2 separate regions of the Homo sapiens genome follow, and region 2 is linked to region 1. A link is a contact called in ENCODE Hi-C data. All regions are on one chromosome and are shown on one strand. Each heading gives the region's core, a stretch centred on a gene start or an enhancer-like site at or near the end of the contact. The rest is flanking DNA. Distances are from core to core; before and after follow the strand shown.

Region 1 (3,234 bases), core at 508-3,007:
TGCAGGGGCACTGGGCTGGGAGCAGGAGGACAAGTCATGAAGCCAGCCCCGGGATACCAGCCAGCTCGTTGACCCTCAGCTCCTGCTCTGCAATGAGGACACGTGAGATAATGCGTGTGAGATGCTGAGCCCAGGGACACAGCGCTGGCTGCCTTCCAGCCCCAGCCTTTAGGGGAAAACAACAATAAAAATGTCACCTGCTAGACGCTTGTTAACTGACCGTGGGTGGGTTTGAGGTCTTGAGATTGTTGGCCGTTAGATCCGCCAAATGCCACCCCTGGGCCCCCAAAGAGGGACATAAGTGCCATCCTAGCACCAGGGACTGACCCGACACTGGGATACATAACTCATGCGCCCATTAGCATGTCAGGGCATCTGCCCTCCACACAGGTGGCAAAGCGATAGTGATGGTTATCTTTGTTTTCTCGTTGGGGACGAGGTTAAGACGTATGTCCTATGTCACGCAGTGAGTTGGTAGGGAAGCCGGTTATTAACATCTTCAATTAACTCAGGGCTCTGCTTTGCAAAAGCCCCACGTCCTCTCCTCTCTCCTGATTTCTGGCTTGTATCTGCAGCACCACATGCAGTGGAGAACCCAGGTCATGTCTGACACACAGAGGCTGCAGGCATCTCATTGCTTCTTGGGAAGACAGTGGACAGGCCTTCTGATTCCCACTTTCAGGAGGCCTGAAACCCAGGTGGGTTCTGGACTTCTCTCGGGTACCAGAGAGGGGAGACAGTGTCAGAACTGAGACGAAGGGACCAGGAGTCTCAGGCCCCTGCAGTATGAAGTGCTCTAACACCTAGCCTTTCCTGGCCAAACTACCCTCATCCTCAGGCCCCTGGACCTGACCCTGTGTGGCAGCCTCTCTGAATAGGGTTTCTTTCCTGACTCTTGACAAGGGAGGCCTCTCCTGCTGTCCTGAGTTCTGCTGCCCTGACTAAAGTCAGGTGTGAACCCTGACTGAGAAAGGGCCTCTCTCTAGGCCTGGTGTACTTGGGACTGTCCTGGAAGAGGAGGACATCCCTGGACCTTACGTGGACATGGCCAAATTCAGTGTCCTCTCCTTCCTCCCGCCCCACTGCATCTCTTCTCCATGGCTGCTGGTCCCTCTCCTGGAAGTGTCTAACCTACTCCAAGGCCAAGTACCTTGACAACAAGAAGTCACTGTGCATTTTCCACTCCCAGGCTCTATTTGTTTATTTCTCTGTGCTTCTCACTGACGCAAACCACAGCCTTCAGTTCCAGAGTCTTACAGACAAACGCCTGACCAGAGCCCACAAGAGCACAGCCTTGCTCTCAGTCCTGAGCCTGGCCCTCCTAGGTTGGAGCAGCTGGGCCCAGCCTGTCCCAACCCAGGGAGCCACAGGGATCTAAACTTGGCTTTGCAAGGATTCCTGGCTGAGCAGCCCCAGCCAATGTTGGATCTCAACTCATCTAAAGTAAGAGGAATACTTTCTTGCTTCCCTTGGGTGTCCTGTGAATGAATAATTTACTATTTGTAAAGCACTTTGTAAGGTTCAGGATCATTACACAGGGACCACAGGCTCAGAAGTAGCCCTGGATGCCTGATAGGGTGCTTGTGACTATGAACCATTTATATAGCACTTTACATTGGCCAAGTGCATCCCAATCATTTATAAGTTAATTCTCTCACCACTCCAGAGCTGTCAGCTGCCTTTGGATGCTATGTTCTCTCTCCTGCAAATGAGGTTGGGGAAGTCAGGAGAGGCCGGAAGCCTTGCCCAGGGTTACCTAACATGGTGGCTTGGGGCTCAGGCCACACTTGGTGTAGGCTGGAGCTGCTGGAGGTTTCATTTCTTAGAACCTTGTCATCAACCCACCCAATCCCCCCAGTAAGGCATCCTGCAAGGGATTGCTATAATTTATGACCCCGTGACACTCCCAGGAACACCTTCGATTTATGACCTACCGGGTCACCCAGAACTGAATGTTGGCTTTGAAGTCAAAATCTGCTTGTGCAACTTACAAGAATTTTGACCCTAAGCAAATTTCTTAATGCTGCTGAAGCTCCAGTCCTCAGTGATCAATTAAGGATAGAAAAACCAGCCAGGCTTTTGTAAGGATCCGAAATATTAAATGAAGAGAACCTGGAATAAAATAAAGCTTAATACTTTTTAGCTCTAAGCTTTTGATTACTGCCCTGGCACAGACAAGACTTTCCCTCCAAAGGTGACAAAATAAGCCCATGGGAAATGATACTAAACAAAGTTTTGGATCAAAGCAATCCACTAGGACTCTACACATTTCCTGCCTTTAGCGTAGGAGCCTAGAAGTAGAAAGGTAAGGAAAACGCAAAACTGAAACTCTCACTATTTCCCTTATATGCTCATGAATCAAATTGGTTGGGATCTGCACTATTCAATATTTTTTTCATTTCTTAATCCATATTTACTAAGCACTTACTGTGAACCAGGCAGCTTAAGAAGTAAAGGAATTGGCAGTGAACAAGAGAGACAAAGTCTTTGCCCTCATTGAGCAGACACCTAAAGAATATAGGAACACAAATGGGGAGGGAGTTGGGGGAAGTATGTGCTAAAGGGAGGGATGGTGTGTGCAGATGCCTTGGGGAAGGGAAGCCTTCAGAATGCAGGGGGACCTGAGAGAAGACCACTGTGACTGGAGTAAGGGAGAACATGGCAAGAAGGGTGAGTTGGGCGAGGACACCCTGAGCAGCTCATGAAGCCCGGAACACTAGGATGAGGGGTGGAGATTTAATCCCCACACAACACCACCGAGGGCCTGTAAGGAAGGCTCATCCCCATGTGATGGCTTGGGTTGCTGCATGGATCCTCAAACCCTCGGCAGCTGAGAATCTGAGCCCTGGCTCTGTCAGATGGTTGATCTCTTGGCTCCAAGAAACCTGCAGTCCAAATCCTTTGAATATACCCGAGCGTGTAGAGCCCAGCGAGGGTGCTCAGGAGAGCCCTGCAGATGGGCTGCTTCTCGCCAAGCCCTTGGCCACAAGCAAGAGCCATCACTCAGGGCTGAGCTCTTCAGAGCCCTCACATCCCCTGATTCCTGTTAATTTTCAAGAAAACCCAACAGGCTCAGGAACATAAAGTGACTCATGTGGGTTCTCAGCTGCCAAGCTGGTGCTGGGAGCTGACTGCAGAACCTGAGACTGAGGATTCGGCAAAGCCATGGCCTCCTCCCAACTGCACCCAGTTGTCCTTTTCCTGTCACCCTTCGTGGGATTAACACATAGACTA
Region 2 (3,234 bases), core at 321-2,820, 58 kb before region 1:
TGTATTAAATTGACCCATCTCAAGATGTGTTCTTGTAACACAGTGGTCAGCAAACTTTTTCTGTAAAGGGCCACATTGTAAGCGTTTTCAGTTTTGCAGGCCATATGGTTTCTGCTGATATAGTGTAGAAGCAGCTTTAGACAATATGCAAATGAATGAAGGTGGCTGTGTGCCAATACAACTTTATTTACAAAACCAGATGCTCAGACCACAGACCAGAGTTACCAGCCACTACTGCAAAGGGAACTCAAATGCTGGAAAACAGGACCTCATTTACTACACACATCTGTTTAATCTGCTTCCCAGGTTCCTATACTTAGGGAGCTACCTGAAAGGCCTACACAATGATTTTTCTTAAGGCTATCTAGCTTTCCACACACATTGACCACTGCCGTTCTCAATGTTCAATTCTTCTCCACCAGAAAATAAAAGAGGTAATTTTAGACTCAGTCAAGCATACCCTGTGGGAGTCTGGTGGGGGCCCTCCCAGGGTGTGTAAGAACAGGCAGCCTGTGGCGGGCTTTGTTTTGGGGACACACATGCTCGCAGAGCCCACAGGCCAGAACGTCTCAGTCACCAGTTTTTCTCTTTGTTACAGCTGGTGTGACCCTGCCTGGCCCAGCGCTGGGGGAGCTAAGAAAGCCAGCCTCCCTCAGCCCTGAATGCTGAAAACCTGGGACCATGGGGTCACCCATTTGACAGCGCAGTGGCCTGGGCACATCTGTGCACTCAGCCATGTGGGAGCAGAGATCCCTGACAGATGACACCTAAGGACAAAGTCACACATGTACACGGTTCCGGGTACGTGGTCCCCGAGGCCCATCCAGCACACCAAGAACCTTAGCCCCAACACCAATGGGCTCCCGGCACACACATACCACCCTGCACAGCACCCTGGCACCGAACTACTTCCCCAGCACAGCATCGGCCCAGCGGGAACATCCCTCCCGCCATGAACTTGAGCCTCCCTGCCCACGCTAAGGAGCCAGACAAGTGTCTGGGCTGTACCTTCCGCTCTCTGCGTGTCCAGCTGCTCAGGCCTCCTCGGGAATGGGAGAGAAACCCGGCTCTGCCCAGCAGCCAAGACTTCTTTCCTCTTTATCCAGGCTGCCCAAAGGTGATAGGAGAGTGGATTCAGGACCCAAGCCTCCTCTAGCTCACAAACCTACCCACCTGAGGAAGATCAGTGACCAGAAGCCGGCCAGACACGGGAAGTCCGCGAAGCTTACCTAAATAGAGACCCAGCCGGGGGAAACCAAATGGTGTTCTTGGTGGGGAAGAGGCAAACAGTCCGCACTGCAACACCCGCGTGGTGTCAAGTAACAGTCAGATTAAACAAACAGCCTCAGCTGCTATTTTTACTTCCAAATCAGCCACGAGTAACAGATCACTTGGGGAGTGAGAAATTGCTTGCCGCTTAGCCGGACCCTAACCACGATTCCAACTTCAATCCAGAATGATTGCTAAAGCTATTCCAGCACCTAGAGTCAAATAAAAATATCCCGAGGTGGGAAGGAAAACATTTGTTTAGGGAAACATTAAAAACAGGAGAGTGTGTGCCTTGGAGCCAGAGCCCAGAGCCCTGCTGATGTCCCGGGGCAGAAATAGCCCGTTTCATCATCGGCTCTGGACGACCGCCGCCCGCATTCCTCGAGTAAGGAGCCGTCCTCTGCTGTGCTTTTGGAGCAGAATAATCTGCAGCTAGGGGAAGGCCAGGCTGGGTCTCAGGGTGAGAGTTACAGAAGGATATGAAATAATCGGGGAAGAGGCAAGGTAAGTGTCCACTTGGTAAGCTTGGCTACAGCAAGCCCGGTTGTTTGCAAAGTCCAAGCACCAGTGGACAAGTCCCGTTCTGCCAGGCTCCCCTCTCCACCTCTGGGAAGGGCTGGCCTCCCTTCAACCCTGAGGTGGGCTCATGCCTGCCTTCCCAATGGCTGCTTTCTGTCTCAGGCTGGGGTCACCTGCTCCCCAAACTGCCCACAGATCCCCCAACTTTTTCCACTGGCTTTTCCTTGGCTTGTGCCATGCCAGCTCCCAGAGTGCCTTCCTTACTCTCCCAAGCTGGCCCTAGGATAGTCTGCTTGCTACCAGGATTTAATGCAAGAGTGGGTTTTTTTCCCCCTTTCTCTCCAAGGTTCTTTTTTATGCTTCCCTGACTGTGGCCTGAGAAAGCGGAGATGACTGGCCCCCGCTGGGTGTCCTGCTCTGTGCAGCGCTCAAAGCCTCTGCAAGTTTGCAGTGTGCTGTGTCTTTGGGTCTATTTGTAGACTGTCCCTTCTGCCCCTGTGGGCTCTTCAAGGGCAGCAACCTGTGTCCCAGCCCCAAGCTGGGGCCTGGCACCACCTCCAGCCTTGAACCGGCTGACAGCCAGGGCCACAGGGACCCAGGTCTATGTACTTTTGTCTAAACCAAGTCACAAAGAACAGCTCCTCCTTGCCCTGCAGACTAAGGTGTGAGATTCCAACCAGCAGGAGCATTCAGACCCGCCTCCTCCTGGGAGCCTCAAGACTTGCCTTTTGCCCTGAGAGCTTCAGAACCTCGCTGTGGGGATGATTACTTGCTGCTCCGCACTCAGAGATGCTTTGAGGGAGGCCCAAAGTGAACCCCTCAATTTTACCCACCCACCTCCCTACCTCCCCATTTGCCAAAACAAACGCATGCCAAAAGGTCAGACAAAAGCCATCAACTTGAGATGGGAGCCAACATTTAAAAAGTACACAGGATTTTGAGCCCTGGCTCCATTATTTCCTGGTCAGTTGACATGTCACATACTTACCCTTCCTGAGCCTCAGTTTACCCATCTCTAAAGTGGAGAGAATGCCTGTGCTCTGTGGGATTCAGGGTCAGGGGAGCTCATGTACATGAATATGCTCGTCTATTGCAAAGCTTCCCAAAATGTTAGTCATTTATTTGTTATTTTTTCCCATGATTTTTGCTACACCTCAACCATCTGTATCAACATTTACTTACTATTTTCCTTTAAAGAAAATTTAAATTGACTTGCTTTTTTTCTTGAACAGAAGAACTTTATGGAAAACAACAATACTTAATAGATCATGGATTTGACATATTTGTTAATTTCCCTCCCTCCCAGTACACATTGAAACAAATTTACAGTCAGTTCATATGTCATCTGTTTGACCCAAATCATTTTGTTCCAGATGTTAGAAAATGTTGCATTACTAAACCTCATTTTATGGAGGAGTTTGCTTTGGGGTGTGAGTAACATGAGCT

What was found. A loop is a pair of places that touch in the nucleus more often than their neighbours do. Pooled maps may share reads with other maps.
Region 2: a loop to region 1 is called in a map of left cardiac atrium, with 5 times the contacts of the local background. The contact joins the promoter of C10orf71-AS1 here to the enhancer-like site in region 1. A Hi-C loop is called at or near these places in 6 of 168 maps with a recorded cell type or tissue (CD14-positive monocyte, Right ventricle myocardium inferior, endothelial cell of hepatic sinusoid and 3 more) and 3 of 50 pooled maps.

Annotation. Positions count from the first base shown.
Region 1 is chr10:49,239,659-49,242,892 of GRCh38, reverse strand. No RefSeq gene overlaps it. Among named protein-coding and RNA genes, the nearest start is that of TMEM273, 53 kb to the right of the region's middle. Within about 2 kb of position 1,757, at least 3 of the 41 ENCODE cell types and tissues checked have a DNase peak (open chromatin) inside an H3K27ac peak, as active enhancers do; they include CD14-positive monocyte, where a contact is called at or near this core.
Region 2 is chr10:49,297,229-49,300,462 of GRCh38, reverse strand. C10orf71-AS1 (C10orf71 antisense RNA 1) reads left to right here and starts at 1,570. Exons shown (of 2, transcript NR_108038.1): 1 at 1,570-1,773. C10orf71 (chromosome 10 open reading frame 71) reads right to left here and starts at 1,293. Exons shown (of 3, transcript NM_001135196.2): 1 at 1,230-1,293.